Regions from separate parts of the Mus musculus genome. Here region 2 is linked to region 1. The links are chromatin loops, found by intact Hi-C in ENCODE. Cell type or tissue: left cerebral cortex. All regions are shown on one strand.

Evidence for each region. Peaks named below come from ENCODE experiments on the same cell type or tissue, not always from the same donor. Only the 100,000 strongest peaks of a DNase experiment are listed, where the experiment ranks them.
Region 2: it touches region 1 in a loop (2.8-fold over the local background); 3 of 42 quality-filtered maps call a loop at or near these places.

The regions. Positions count from the first base shown.
Region 1 is chr19:42,440,439-42,448,438 of GRCm38, forward strand. Gm41849 (a long non-coding RNA gene) reads left to right here and starts at 3,619. Exons shown (of 3, transcript XR_877862.1): 1 at 3,619-3,773; 2 at 5,068-5,149; 3 at 7,707-7,938. In left cerebral cortex, a CTCF peak has its summit at 3,669 (motif pointing left); DNase peaks (open chromatin) are centred at 3,069 and 3,666.
Region 2 is chr19:42,207,296-42,215,295 of GRCm38, forward strand. No RefSeq gene overlaps it. Among named protein-coding and RNA genes, the nearest start is that of Sfrp5, 9.0 kb to the left of the region's middle. In left cerebral cortex, no CTCF peak of the experiment used is centred here; a DNase peak (open chromatin) is centred at 3,483.

The DNA.
Region 1 (8,000 bases):
ATGACCCCCTCAAGGTCATGCAGACTTCAGACCCCGTGCTGGGATTCCAATTCAAGTTCTGACGCCTGGTCCTGCATCTCCTCTCCTGCTCTTCCTCTTCCTTACTCGTCAGGCCTCATAGCCTCAGGCCCTTATTCATCTCTTCTGCTTCTCCCAGCTGCAGCCATCTAGACCTCTTTCTCCTCATACAAGGCCTTCATATTCACTAGTCTCTCCATCTGCAACACACTCTTGGGTCTGTCTGTCAGCGGGATGGCACGTCTCATGCATCCCATCCAGGACACCCCTTAAAGAGGATAGTCCATCCATACATCCAAGTTGCCCGCTGTCCAGTCAGCCAACCCCATGGACTTCTTAGGGTTTAATGCCCTCTGAAGTTGTGGATTTTGCCCTGTGTTATTCCTTGGGCAGGTCAGTTGAGGGTAGGGAACGTCCATCCATGGTGGCTCCATTTTCTTTCTGCAGGTGTGACTGAAAGGGAGAGGCAGGAGAGAAGAGGGCCCATGGATGGCCTTTTGTCCATTGGCCTCTAAGGTCTTCTCACATACCCATGTGCTTTCCTGTTACTCTTGGTTTCCCATTTTGATGCCTCTTATTTCTGTCTGTCTGTCTGTCTGTCTGTCTGTCTGTCTATCTATCTATCTATCTATCTATCATCCATCCATGTATGTATGTATGTATGTATGTATGTATGTATGTATGTATGTATCTGCCCATCTGTCTGTTTATCTACCTATCATCCATCCATGTATATATGTATGCATGTATCCATCCATCCATGTATGTATGTATTATATATGTATGTATCTGTCTGTTGATCTATCATCCATCTATGTATGAATATGGGTTTATTTATCATCCAACCATCCATCCATCATCCATCCATCCATGGATACATATATGTATATATGTATGTATGTATCTATCATCCATCCATGTATGTATGTATGTATGTATCTGCCCATCTGTCTATCTACCTATCATCCATCCATGTATATATGTATGCATGTATCCATCCATGTATGTATGTATTATATATGTATGTATCTGTCTGTTTATCTATCATCCATCTATGTATGAATATGGGTTTATTTATCATCCATCCATCATCCATTCATCCATGGATACATGTATGTATGTATGTATGTATGTATGTATGTATGTATCTATCTATCTATCTATCTATCTATCTATCTATCTACCTGTCTATCTACCTGTCTATCCAGGACCAGTCATGAACTCCTATCAGAGCTGAGGCTTGGTCCAGTGTAGTAGGAGTTACACAGCAAAATATCAGTGCAGTGGGTAAGAAAAGGCTCACATTTGGTTCCCTGGGTTTGATGTGGTTTTAGTGCCTGAGCCTGTTGGTGGAGTTTGTTGTTAATTCTTGTAATTAGCTTGTATCCTACAGACATTGCTCTTGGCCATTTAGAAAGGGGTTTAATTGGTCATCCAGGCCTGGACCCTCTTCTGTTCTCCGACTTTATTACTTCCTTCACCACGTTCAGAACCTGGAAAGGTAGATTAGCATCTTGGGATTATAAACAGCCCGTTCTCACTCACCCACACTTGGACAGGCTCCAGGAGGCAGACTCCGGCTCGACAATTTGAATTTAGAGACCTGCTCTTATACAGAGAAGGCAGACCCAGACTTGGTGCCTGTGACCCGCTGGTAGGAGGGGCAGGCTACACACTTGCAGAGGTGAGTCTGTGGCCATGACAGGAGTGGGTAATAGGCATCATTGCTAAGCTGATGCCATTTCAATGAGGGGCTGTGAGGTGTCAGGGGGAGTCCTCAACCCTCTCATTAGACCTCCCATTGTGGCACTGTGTTTCCTTCCTGGTTCTGGAAAAATCAGCAGAGCTGGATGATCACAAACTGCCTACAGTGCTGATATTCTAGGCCTTTCTCTGAGAGTGTGTGTGTGTGTGAGAAATTACCAGAGGAAAAGAGGTTCTTGTCCACTGAGCAGGAGCCTACTGGCCTCAGATGCTGAGCTGGGCACATGGCCCTAGAGGGAGAGGGTTAAACACACACAGCCAGAGAGCCTGGAGCAGGGGTGCCCATATGCTCTCACTTACCACAGACAGCTAGCACCTCACTCCTTCCCTACGCTCTGGTCCAGAAAGCTTTGTCCCTCAGAATGGCTGTCCCTTCCCATGGAGCCTGATGCTGAAGGAATGGCTCAGTTGGGGACCAGATTGGTTGGTTTAGTTCAGACTGCTCCTGGCTCCCGGCTCCTTGTTAGGCAGCTCAGGGGTGAAAGCTGACCTTCATGTAAGTAATGGGCAGTGGACCTGTGTCACAGACTGGCCCTACAGGACAGTGTAAATCTGTTATTACATCATCCAATGTCCACCTAGGGCTGCGTATTTGCTGAGACCAACAGCAACGGCAAGAAAAACATCAGCAGCTACTGGCTGGACTCCGAGCACAGCGACACACTTATGCACATGGTGCCTACAAGGGGCATGAAAAGAATCCTTTTATTTCCTGGCTGTGGAGGCTGGGTAGCCAGCTTTGAAATATGAGACACATACCTTAAGGCTGAGTTACCAGAATGGACAGGCATCTTTATGTTGGGAAGATAGTAACTCACTGGACAAGACAAGAGGCTGTATTTTCACAATGAAAACTTGGAAAACGTGACCTGGCACATGGTCTGGTGCCTGAGCAAACCTTGCAGGACCAGGAGCAGCTGTCAGTTCTGTTCTCAGCACGGCCACCTGCTTCTTGGTAACCCTGGGTCCCACATTTCCTGTTTATCACGCTGCTATCCGGTTATGCAGCCCCCTGCCCCAAAGGTTCATCACTCTGACCTATCTCCCCCCACCCCCAGAGTAGCCCATGCTTCTAATTTGTAACTTCATATCTATAACCAAACTGACCATTTTCAGACTAAAGCATCCTGTCCTTATTTATTTTGGTAGATATTTTAGTAGTTGGTTGGTATAATTCGCACTAAGATGTGAATGACTGACAGCCACCTGCGCTGACAGATGTCTTTCTTTTTAAAGATGCTAGTTGATGTCTTACTCACAGGATCCCAGCTGCCTGGCAATCCGGGCTCTGTGGGGCCAGGCCCAAGAAGCTAGATAGAGAGACGGCACCCTCCTCAAGATGCTGTTTTCCTCTGGGAGAGGTTTTGTCTGATCCACCTGGTCTCTGACCAGAGCCCAGTGGATATGGAGAGCCCTTCCAGTACCTCTCCTGTTGGCAACACCTCACCTTTCAGAACCCCCTCTTCAGTGAGAAACCATTTTAATAAGGCTGTAATTTTGTTACAGAAGTTTGTAATTAAATATCCTTAAAAGAAATGAGGTTGTGGGTCCCTATCTCCCAATTTATCATAGACTTAATGCCCCAAGTTACACACTGTTTAATTAAGAATGTATCCCCGTTGTAACTGCACGCAGCTTCCTAGCCTTAGAGATAGGCAGTGCTCAGAATCTATCATGAAGGGTGCTCTCTGTTCTTGTTGTCCTGTTTACCAAGAAATCCAAAGTGAAGGCAGCTTTCCTAGTTGGAAACAGTAGGCTCTCCCTCACCCAACCCTGCGGGGCTTCTTTCTCCCCCAGTAAACCCACCCTTTTTTGCAATCCTCCTTAGACGCTGAAGCACAGTATCAGCTTCTTAATTGAAGGAGCCAACATGCTCCCCCTGCTGGTTGAGGACAGCCAATACACCTGTGTGCTGGAAAATCACAGCCCCATCTTTGGGTTCCTGGGAAGCCATGGTAAGAAGAGCACCTACTATGTGCTAGGAGACCATGGTAAGTGTACCTACTATGTGCTAGGCGCAGTGCTAAGGGATATAAAAGGACCAGAACCATGTTCCAAAAGAACTCAAATCTGATAGGAGAGACAAGATGTACATAAACATATGTAGTGGGCTAATGTCTGTTGACTACATCACAGAAGAGGGAAGAGTACTTCTTCCACACAGATGAGAGTCCATAAGGAGGCTAGCATCCGACTTGCATCTTGGAGAAGCAGCTAGGTTTTGGAAGGTTACCAGGGAGAGGACGGCCAGGATAGGATGATGCTGGGGACCAGGGACCTGAAGAAGCCTGCGCACTGGTGAGAGAAGAGCTTTGTCTGTGATGGGAGTAAGTGCTGAATCGGAACCCAGAACACACATTTTCACAGTCTAGCTCTTACCAAGAATCCCAGGCCGAGGGAGGGAAATGCAGATATGTCAGGGAAATGGAGGAAGGAGCTTGTGTTGCCACAAGAAATTCAATCCCACTTACCGAGGAAGCGAAATGGTCTGGTTAATTTAATTTCCTAATTAGATGGAAGTTCTGTAGAAAGCTTGCTTTGTTAGAAATGTGGATTTTTTTTTTAAAAAAAAGCTTCCTAGAATATGTTATGCCTCTGTCCTGCTTTAGCAAGCAAGCAGAGGCAACCCGTTCAGCCACTGATAACCCTGGACCTTGCCGTGTCTCACCGTGTAGCTGTGGAGAACAGAGCATTCAGGCCATAATCCAGAGGCGTGGCAGCTCTCACACTTGCCACCAGTAGTGAATTTACCTGCTGCAGATTTCTTTATCACCACCTACAATAGTTAGGTTTCTTTATTAGCATGGATAACAGCATTCTGGTCAAGCTGGGATCCTGACTTCCTGTGCCCCAGGTAATCGAGGCTTTTCAAGTTCTTTAGAGAAACCCTCCAGAGCCCCAGAAAGTGCTGCCCACACCCAGAACTCCGCTAGGCAAAAAGACTTCTCCAGAAACCTGCAGATATCTGGAGCTTGTTTGCAAAGGAGCAGGCAGGGCATTCTGCTGACACTGGCTGGTTCATGCACATGTCCCCACTGGGATGCCCCTCCCTGCAAATCATGAGAAAGCAGCAGAGCTGGTCTGGGTTGGGTGTCACCTTGGATGTTGAGGCTAACCTCCTGGATGGTCAGTAATTCCTGCTTTGAGAGTCATGTCCTGTGTAGACGTCTCCTATATTTTAACAGGAATGCTCTATGACTATTGCACACACCAGGCATGATGGGACCTGTTCTTAGGTTTTTATGGAGAGTTCACACCTTGCATATTTGGGACTCTGCCTTACAGATCTCCTGGTCTGAAGGAAGCCTGCTACCACCTTGTGAGCATCACAAGAGACAAGGGACAAGGACCTGGGGCCACCAGCCATGTAAGTGAGCCTCAAAGCTGAATCCCCAGTCTTTCAGGTGACAGTGGCTCCGTGATATCTTGAGTACCACTTCAAGGGAATCAGAACTGGAGCCACATGGCCCAGCTGTCCCCAGAATCCTGACCCCAGAACCTGGGGGAAATAGAAATGGGAAGTGGATAAATGGGAGGAAATGAGATGTGCTGCTGTAGATAGCCAGTGCCCTCAGGGAGTCCTCATTAGGGTGAGGGATCCATAAGTACTGTCACCCTAACTCAAAGGCTAGGCTACTCTTGCATTCCAAGATTTTAAATCCAGACGTGACCATGACACTTAGCCGGCTCACTTTCCTCACTTACAAACAGGAAAGGCGGGACCAAAAGGGAATGGCCTTGTGCGTAGACATGTTGAGACAAGGCTCAGCTTTCTCCTGATTTGGGGTTCAGCTTTGCCTCCCTATTTTCTATTCCCAGCCCTCACAAAGCTCCCCAGTTTACTACTGCTTCATTTACTAAATGACTGGAGAGTTCCTACTATGTACTAGGAGTTATGCTAGGTCCAGAGCAATAAAGAGGCTCTGAATATACTTGGAAACTATGGGAAAAAAATCTTTCATTGAAATAACACATACAAGAGATAGGGCTTGATCAATAAATGAATCAGGAGATGCATTTCAGTGTCTGCTCTGCTACTGAAATCCCGGATTCCTTGGTCATTTTTTTTTAAATGAAACTTTCAAGCCAGTATTCAGTCAGAAGACACAAGATTAAGGCACAAGATTAAGGGCTAGAGAGATGGCTCAGTGGGTGAAGGCACTTACTACCAAGCCTGGTGACATGAGTTCAATCCTTGGGACCCGCATGGTGAAGGAAAGGACCGACTCCCACAAGCTGTCATCTGACTCTCCATGATATGCACTGCGACACATTCAGGCAAACATACCCACAAATAAATAGATATAATAAAAAAATTAAAAATAGAATCGGGGCTATGGAGATGACTCACTGGGTAAAATGTATGCTGGACAGACACAAAGAGCTGAGTCCAGAAGACCCATGTCACCTCTGTACCCTAGCAGGGTTGTAACGGTAGCAGGAGAGGGATTTGGAGCTGAAACCGTAAGTTCCGGGTTCAGTGAGAAAACTTGCTCCAAAATCAGGAGACAAGCAATAGAGGAAGATGCTCAATATTGATCTCTGGCCTCAATAGGCAGAGATATGTACCCATATGCACACACACATGCACACATGGACACCCATGCACGCGCACACACACTCGGGGAGACAGGGAAGAGGGATAATAGTGTTATCTTGGAGAGCAAATGTTAAGGTATTGTACAGGGAAATTGATCTCTTTGAAAATTAACCACGCTCTGTGTTCTCCTTTAACGTATATGAAACACTTTACATCCAACCATCAGGGTTCCCTGATACGTTAGAAGCTCATCTGTGAGTGATCGTGACTCCATAGGCTAAGCACTCTTAACGTGACCTAACCTGCCATTTTAGATGGGAAAATGGGCACGAGGAAGGGCAGTGGCTTGCCCTTCCTCAAAGCGAGTTGCAGTAAGTGAGACCTGGTCCTGGCCCCCCCACAGCAGAGCGCTGGCTTACAGGAAGTACACACACATGAGGAAACACAGTGCTTCAGATAGTCCCATGCTGGTATTCATTTTCTTTTAATATCTCTCAGGGACAGACAGAGTGGCTCAGACAACATCTCTGTCTCTAGAGCCAGGCTAACAGGCATCAAAGCATACCTCCTAGGATGGGGCAATTAGAGTAAGGGCCTGGCAGAGCCAGCAGAGTGGAAGAGTCAGGCTATGTAGCAGAGCCCCCCAAACATCTGAATTCACAGTGGCTTTGGTTGGTCCTGAGGGCTCAGGTGGCTCTTCTGCCACATGGTGACAGTTTAGATGTGAATTGGCCTTGGGTTACCATGTTACCAATTAGTTTATCAATGTGTGGAGGAGCTGGGCCTTAGTGCTGGCCACTGGTTTCAGACATGTCTTGCCACGTACTAGTGCGCACCTTGGGCCAGCAGCCAGCCTCTTTTCCTGACCTATGGAATGGGGACCCTGATGGCCTTTCACACCACAGGCTTCCTGTGAGGACTGAACAAGTGAATTTTGCAAGCATCCAAACCAGAAGACAGCAGTGTAGTAAGTTCTGTATAAATATATGCCAATTAAGGACAAAAAAATTATATTCCTCCAGGTTTGGGTTTTGTTTACACTTAAAAAATGATTAGATTTTAGTTAGACACAGCAGCACACATTTCTAATCTCAGTACCTGGGAGACAAAGGCAGGAGGATGGTTCCAAGTTCAAGGCTAGCCTGGCCTACAGATTATCAGGCCAGCCAGAGCTACAGCGTAAGATCCTGTCTCAAAAAAAGTTAAATCTTAAAAATCAGCTCTATTGAAAAATAAGCTTTCCACAGTCGTATGTACCACCTAGTGTGAGTATGTGCTTAGCCGTGGTCATACAGTGGGTAGTTCTATGCATGAAGGGCAAGGGTACATTAGGATGGGTGACTTGTGGCAGATACACATGTTTTGTTTTGTTTTGTTTTTTTAGGAATTTCTCAATCAGGATGCAGAAGATCCAATCACCCCACAAAGCTTAAACGCCCTCATCCCAGGCAGCATCCTTTATTTCTAGCCCCAGCTCAGGTGACCATGATCTTTGTCACCAAAGGTAGGGAGGGCACAGCTCTATCAGTGAGCAGCTGTCAGGCTGCCAATGTATAGGTAAACGTGTATTATATAATCTGACTTCTGTATCCCATAGATTCTTCCATCTCTGTCAGACACACCAGGAAAGATTATACATTGCAGATTAAAAACAAATGCAGGAAAATTATTAAGCAAA
Region 2 (8,000 bases), 230 kb before region 1:
CATCTGAAGGTGGAAAGCCAGAGGGTCAACATGCTGGCATGCAGTGGGTGTGGCGGGGGTAGGCAGGGCTGTGGATGAAGAGAAGGCCAAATACACCCTCCTCTTCTCCCTGGGCCCCTAGCATACTGGGGAGTCCCCAGGATGTGGGACAGTCCTGGCCAGAAGCTTATCAGAGAGGCAACCAAATGTATTGCTGAAGAACATGCTCTCTGAGGCTGGAGTGAGTTCTAATTCATCAATGCCATGTGGGTGAGTTACTTTCCACCCTCCCCTCTTGTTTTCATTATCTGTAAACTGGGAATATTAATTCTTGATAGTATTATCAAGAAGGTCGCTTTAACTTTTTTTTTTTTGAGATAATATCTCATGTAGGTTTCAAACTCCTGATCCTTCTGTCTCTCCCTCCATGGTACTAGGGTTACAGGCATGTGTGGGGGCACTCAGTTTCTAGAGTTAATTTTAAATATTGCTTAGAACAGTGCACATAGTAAGAGCTGTCTGCACAACTGTTAGTTCATGTCGAACACTGGCACGCCAGTGGTGATCAACACCAAATCCTGTAGTTCTTGGTCCCTAAATTTCTCTTCTCTCCATCCACACCTTCTCTCTTCCCTGTCTCCTTGCCTCCACTCCCCTTTGGTCTCTTGAGCTCACTCTTGAGTGCTGGGATTACAAGCGTGTGCCTTGTGCCTGGCCATGATCTTCTCTCTCCTCCCATCATGCCCTGCTTCCTCTCAGCCTCACCAGGTTCCAACAGCTGGAGTGGAAACAGTTCGGTTCAAGACCTTCCGTAGTCTCCCTCGCTTCTGGGATAATGGCTCTGGTTTGGCCAGCTCTCCTTGTGGGGTTCTCTAGAATCCCGCGACACACTTTGCAGTGGTCGTTCCCTCAATGGCCTGGTCATTATGTGATTGTATTTTTTCCCCCTTACTTTCTGGCAAATCTGGAGGAGAATAGAGAGGGCATTAGAGCCCCTGTAGCTGGAGTTATAGGCAACGTGGGTTCTTCTCATCGGCTGATCATGTAGATCTTTTACAAAATGTATTGGTCATATGGTTAGGAGGGACGTTATGGCTGTTAGAGTGTTCTGTGGGATGGGGCTTAGCCTGTGAGCTTAGGGTCTTCAGGAGCAAGGCCTGCCCATTGGCGGGATTGCATGGTTGAGGCTTACGAGCCCCATTAACTACGGAGGGTCTTGAACTGAACTGTTGCACTCCAGCCAGTGGAACACAGTGAGACTGAGAGGAAGCAGGGCATGGTGGGAAGGGAGAGAAGAGATTGTGGCCGGGCACAGGGCACAGGCTTGTAACCCCAGCATGTTGGGTGATGTGACCCAAGGGGATCAAGCTTGGGTCCTCTGCATGAGAAGTGTGTGCGCTTAACCACTGAGCCATCACTCCCACCCCACTGCTCCCTCTCTTGGATGCAGTTTAGAGATGATGAGGCACCTGGTGTTGTGCTCTGTGCTTTCCTGTGCGCCATCTCATTGAATTATCCCAATAGCACCACAAGAGAAGCATTGTCCCCGTTTTATGTGAAGAAACAAACTCAGAGAAGGCAAGTAACATTCCCAGAGTCGCACAGCTGAGAAAGGTACCAGGACTCAAACCCACGGTTTTCGTTTATGGCTGCATGGGAGAAGTTACCGGGGGATGAAGAATTCTGAGTCCAAAGGGGCCTGAGAAAGCAGACCCTTCAAGGAGACCCAACCCACTATAGCTGAGGCAGGCCAGCTCTCTGATTTCAGCAACACACACTCTAGAAGGCAGAAGGCCATCGATGAACAAATACATGGACCTGTGGTTGCTATGAAAGAGGACTTTCTATGGGAAAGGGAGAGGTACTCAGAGCCACCTCTGTGGGGAGGGGAGAAACTCTCTCCTCTTAGGCTTTGTTTCTGTTGCTTTCAGGCTGTGGGAATTTGGACACAACCCAATTCCTCGTGCTTGGTTTCCCTATCAGAAAAGCGGATGGGGAGGGTTACATAGAAGATTGCTCAGGTGTTAGGTGCAAAGGGTTCTGTGCCGTCACAAGGGAACAGTACAAGGTCCCCTTTCTATCCCTAAACACAGTGATGTGGGTTGCTGGGGCTCCCCACATTTATAAACTGTTGCAGCTGAGAGTAATCCTCAATTGTGCCCTGACCACCAGCGCCTGTGGACACAGTTCTGGAAAGCTATCAACCATTCCCCACGACTCCCCAAATCAGCGCAGACACAGAATGGCTCATTTGCTTGTAAATAAAACAGCGATTTCTGTGATTGGAACTAAATGACATGGCTCTCAGGGCCACAGTTCCTTCCCAGGCTCACAGAAGTCAGCTGGCAGCCCTTGAGGCAGGACGGGGGAAGGGACCGGCTTCTCAGAGGACAGCAGGTCAGAGGCTCTGGGCGGGGGGTGTGCACTTTGTGCTCTGGGTGCAGGAGAAGGAAGTGAGCATCTTTGGGAGGGACCTAGGGGCAGGACCGTGGAGGGCAAACCCAGGGCATCAGTGTTTGGGGTTGGGACCAGCTGTTGGGGGAACCCTGGGCAGACAATGGCCTCATTAAGGAGAGGGTGCAGGCAGGCAGGAGCTGGGCATGGCTACAGCAAGAGGAGAATGTGAGGAACTGAACCTCTTCTTGCTAGGCCAGCCAATGGAGCAATTGTCCTCTGGTGGGAGGGAGCCGGAGGTCTGAGCCTGGGAATGGCTGGACAGTTGCCCTTGGGGGCAACTGAGGTAGTCCCGGCCCTTTTACCCGGCTTACAATAACTCCTCCACTGGTTGCTGAGAACTTGGGCCTCAGAAGGGATTTCTAGGCTTGAAAGTCCAGGGTGTGGCTTCTCTTACAAGGCTCTTTGAAAAGGGATTCTCAATTCTTAATTGCCCCCTTCTGGGGAGCCATTCAGTTTAGGGTTGTCTCTGGCCTGGCTCACCAGGCTTCTGTAGCTCTCCTGTGTATCCCCACCCTGCTCCTCTGTGCACAGTGGGTCTGCTCGGTGGGTTTCAAGAGCTCCACCTGCTCTTGAGTTGAACTGACAGTGCTTCTCTGCCGGGTGAGCAGCTTGCTCCACCCGAGCTCCATCCATCAGCACGGCTGGTCCTCCACTTAAGCTGAGCGGGAGACTTCCTGTACAACACGGTGACCAGACGTTTCTGGACTCAAATGCTGACAGAGCTCCCACTGAGATGTACCCAGAGCCCAATGACAGAGGTGGCATGGTAGAGCTCAATAGAGAAGACAGGGGCAAGGAAGTTAGGGCTGGCACTGAGCCCCAAAGTTCCACCCAGCTGTGGATACTGCCTCGGGGGACCCTTTACTAGAATACCTGATGGTTCTGGAAGCTCTAACAGGTCAAACCTCTGTTGTGATGGGTCTGTGTTGGTTCTGATCGACAGATCTACAGATCTGCTGGAATTGGTCTGTCTGCATTGTAGCGAATCCTGGTTCTTACTCCTGGCTTTGGTTTTTGCTTCATTCTGAGAGAGGAGGTGGGCAGCTAAAGTCTGAGGATTAGCTTCCTGCAGCTGGGAACTGTTGCTGGTTTCCTGGCTCGCCAACATGGCTGATGCTGGCACCTATCACAGTAGAAGGGAGAGAGTCTTAAACGACACAGTAAAGCAGTTGCTGCACATAGAAATTGATCAGAACATACGTTTCCATACCTAGGTCACCTGCAGAGATCCCAGTTTGGTGTCTGTCACCAGGTGTTTGGATGTAGTAGACCTTGGACGGGGGGGGGTGGGGCATTGGTCTTGAAGGTGTTTTTGTGTGTATGTGTGTGGCAATGAAGGTCAACCCAGGGCCCTCTATAGGCCAATGCTCCATTACTGAGCTTTACAGTTCATGACTACCCTACAAAGGCTGTGACTGGTGCTCCACTCTATACTTCCCCTTCTGGCAGTTAGAGCTTCTCTTCCCATCTCCTGCTCACGGGGCTCCTTTGGGATAAAATAAGAATCCTCCTTTCTGGAAGGTCCACACAACCTGGCCCTCTCTCCTCTGCCCCTATCTCTTGTCTTTGGTGGTCTAGTTTTTCACAGCCCTCTTGTTGGCCCAGCCCCCAGCTCAGCACTCTGACAGATGGCAGGGTCAGGGGACAGCGTGTGTCCTACATTAAGTGCTCCATCATCCAAGTGTCTAGGCACACAGTGGGGGTGTTATCACCGCCTCCTGTGCATAAGATGGGAAGACGGAGGTGAATCGGTCGCACAGTAGGGAGGTTCCGGATGGATGCCCCTCTACCATCCGTCTCTGTGGCTCTCTCAGTGGCTTCTCATACTCACCCTTCACTGGGCCTGGCCAGCTTTATATGAACAGCATCACTGATGAGGACATTATAGGGGGTCCTGCTTCAGGAGAGAGTTCCATGCGACAGCTACTAGGATCCTGGTGAAGATAGCTCATCTTAATTAAGGATCTGGTAGATACTGATATTGTCCTGTTCCATCTTGACAGCACCAGGAGGTTTATGTGAACGGTCCTTATTTGGAGATGAGGGCATTGAGGTTAAAGGTTAGCTTCCTCCGGTTCACCCAGGCAGTGCGTGATGGAGAGGCCCAGAACAAAGCTCTGATTCTTTCTGCTCTGACACTCTGTCCTTTTCTACCACCCCATGAATCCAGTGGGCCAAAGTCAGGAAAGCTAAAAGGGCTGGAGTGGTCCCTCTGCAGTCCACCACGGAGGGCTGTTAAGTCAGATCAGGGGCCGCTGGGTCGAGTTGTGTTGACCTCGCTAAGCAGTGAGGCAATTGGGGTCAGGAATAGGTGCATTCTTTCCTCTTAGCACATCACCCAGCCTCCAGCTTCCTGGAATTGTTGTCAGATTCCAAACTACTTGGCCGTGAGTTCTTTCCCCCTCCCCCAGATCCCGCACACAGCAACGAAGCACCCATCCACTTCCAGACCACACCCTCTCACACCCTTTGCTGAAGAATATCTAGTTGACAGGAGAATAGGAGGCCAGCTGGGCTTCCATGCCCCAAGAGCGAGCATAAGCCCAGCTACTTTCTGTGCAATCTTGGGGTTCTGTGTCTCCTCTCCCAGGCTTGGTTTTCCAGCCTGTGGAGGCAAAGGTAAAACCATCCTGGTAAGAGGATTGGGTGATGTCATGTCTGTCTTAGGAGACAGTTGATCACTATAATTGATTAGTTGGAGGTCAAGGTTGACAGAGTGTCTGAGTGGAATCTCTGTAGTCAAGAAAACATCTCCTCCTGCCACTCCAAGTCATGGCCACTAGCTACTTGTACCTGGGGCTACTGAGAAATGGAGTTTCAATGTAATCATGCTTTAGGGAGGTAAGAATCATATAGCACAGAATAACCATCTATTAAAAATGTTTTTAACCTTTATTTTGTGAGAATGGGCATTTTGCCTACATGTGCACCCATCTGCCATGTATGCATTGGATCCCTTGGGGCTGGAGTTACAGACAGTTGTGAGCCACTGTGTGGGTACCAGGGATTGAATTCAGGTTCCTGGAAGAGCGACCAGTGCTTTTAACCCCCAAGCCAACTTCCCAGCTCCCTTACCATCTTAAAATGAGCAACCCAGTAGTGTTTAGTGCACTGACAGGAGCCACCACTTCTCTGTAGTTACAAACTATTGGTCATCTCCAAAAGAAACCCTGTTCATGAACGCAGGCCTTTCCCCTCCTTTCCCTGCCAGATCTGGCAGCTAATACAGCACAGCCTGGGTCTACGACTTTGCCTGCTTTAAATGCTTCTTAGGAATGTCCGTCTTCACACACAGAATGTGACTGGCACAGCCAGCTTCTTTCCCTTAACTTGACGTTGTAGAGTTTCTCCATGCTATAGCAAGGGCCAGTCCTCTGTTCTTTTTCAGTGATGGCTGACGGCCACGGCACTGCACAGTGGCCATGATGATGTGCTTTGGGAACGTGAGAGAGCAGGGCATCCTTGTGCTGCTCCCCGAGTGATGCAGTGGGACAGAAGGACCTAGAGAGTGGGAAGGATGAAAACGCTGCCTGGGGTCCCTCCAAAGACCTCAAAAAAGTCCAAAGCTTTGCCTGACGACAGGCAGGGCTATCACGTTTGGAAGTCTCATTGAGGCCCAGTACTGGGCTGGGCATGAAGTAACTATTTAATACTAACAGAGCTATTTAAAATATATTTAATTATGTATACTTTTGTATACTGTACTATACAAAAGCTATATATGAATTTATATGAAAAAAACTTTTTGAGACAAGGTTTTCCAGTGTAGCCCAGGCTGGACTCAAACTCATAGCCCTCCTTTCCAGGGGCTGGGACTATAGGTGCGTACCAAAACATTCAGCATCACAGAGTTTTGCAAGTAGAGTCTCAGGGTGCTGAAAGAAGACATTGGCTCACTTAGCTGGTACATGGCAGGCCTATGAACCTGAGTCTGTCTCTTGCGGAGGCCAGTGATCTTCACCAGAGCTGTCCCGTACAAGAGAAGCCAATTAGGGACTCAGTCCCCTTCCCCCAAGCTTAAGGGTTTCCCAGCTCCATTCACTGCTAGTCTTTCTGTACTCTAATGGGATCTGGGCTTCTTGGAGAGATAGGGGGGGGGGTGGCTCATAGACTAGGGAGTAGACTCTATCTCTTTCCCATTGTTTATCAGCGAGTTAACCTGGCTGTGCCCTCGGAGGTCCCCACTATTAATTGATCTGGGAAGGGGGATCTGTTAATTGCTGACCCAGAATAAACAGGCCTAGGAGAAATGGGGCTGATAGCAGACTGAGCTCCTCAGCTGTACCGCCCTTTGCCCTCTGGGAAAGGGTGGTGGGAAGGGGTGATAGACAGCAAGTGGGAGGTGTGCTCCTGGGAATGGCTTTGGAGTGGGGGATGGAAAATGGCTTCCTGGGGCCCCAGAGTCACTGGGTATGTCCTTCTGGGAATAAAAACTGGCTGGGCTCCCATGTTGCCATGCCCTGTCAACAGGGTTGGGATGACAGTCAGCAAGACTCTGATACTCATCTCTTTTATCGTTCCCTTTCTCCTTCTTTTCTTTCTTCCTTTCCTGAAAATCTTTGTATCTTTTTTGCCTCTTCTTCCCTTTGAGCAATCTATCCATGTTTCTTTCTCCTCCCTCTCAGGAAGTCAATGTATTCTTTTTGTATTCAATGTATCCATCTAAAAGCCTATGTTTTCCTTGTAACCCTTCCTTGTCTTCATTAGTCACCATTATCTCCATCCATCTTTATCTTCCCTTCCCCTGCAGAGTGACCACACATTTCTGGGGAAGAGAATGACTGGGGTCCTCCAAACATCCTGGCCATGGGGTTCTAAGTCTGGGTCCTACACAGTCCTGACTGAGTTAACAGGCTGACCTCAGGCATGCTTGCTGTTCACTTGCTCAAGGTTAGGTAGTCTCACTGTCCCTGGGGGAAGAATAAAACCTTATTCCTTCAGAGTAGAAGAGAATTATTATCCAAACAATATTATTACAGGATGCTGTTAGTCCTAGTAACCGCCCACCATGAGTGACCTCAGAACGTCCTGGGTAAAGAATGTGCAGCCATCTTTGCTTGGCCTCTCAGCCTGGGTGAGTCTGTGACTCAGGCCCTTTTGTCTCCCAAGCCAAGACTAGATTTGGGGAGGGGCCCAGGGAGTAGAGCACACTTCAACACCAGGCCCTTGGTCAGAGTTGGGTGTCTGATTTCCCCTTAGTTACTACTGAGCACACACTTCTAACATGTCAGGAGTACTCATATGGGAGGAGATTTGCTCTAGTCTCCAGTGATTTACCCAACCCTCCAGTTATTGGGTAAATAACACAAAAAACAAGTCAGTCCAAAAAGTCCTCTTTTGAGGCTTCAGGGAACAGCTGGATTCCTGGTCCCTCTCTTTGTTTTCCCCAAGAAGGAACAGCAGTAGCAAGAATGACGGGTAATGATGATGGAGCCCTCGTTAAGTGACAGACCCAGTCCTGGGTGCCCACCCAGGAAGGAATGCAGGAGGCTGCCGAGGGACAAAGCCTTTGGGGACCTTAATCTCCCACTTCTGCACCACCCCCAACTCTTAGGTGGATCTGG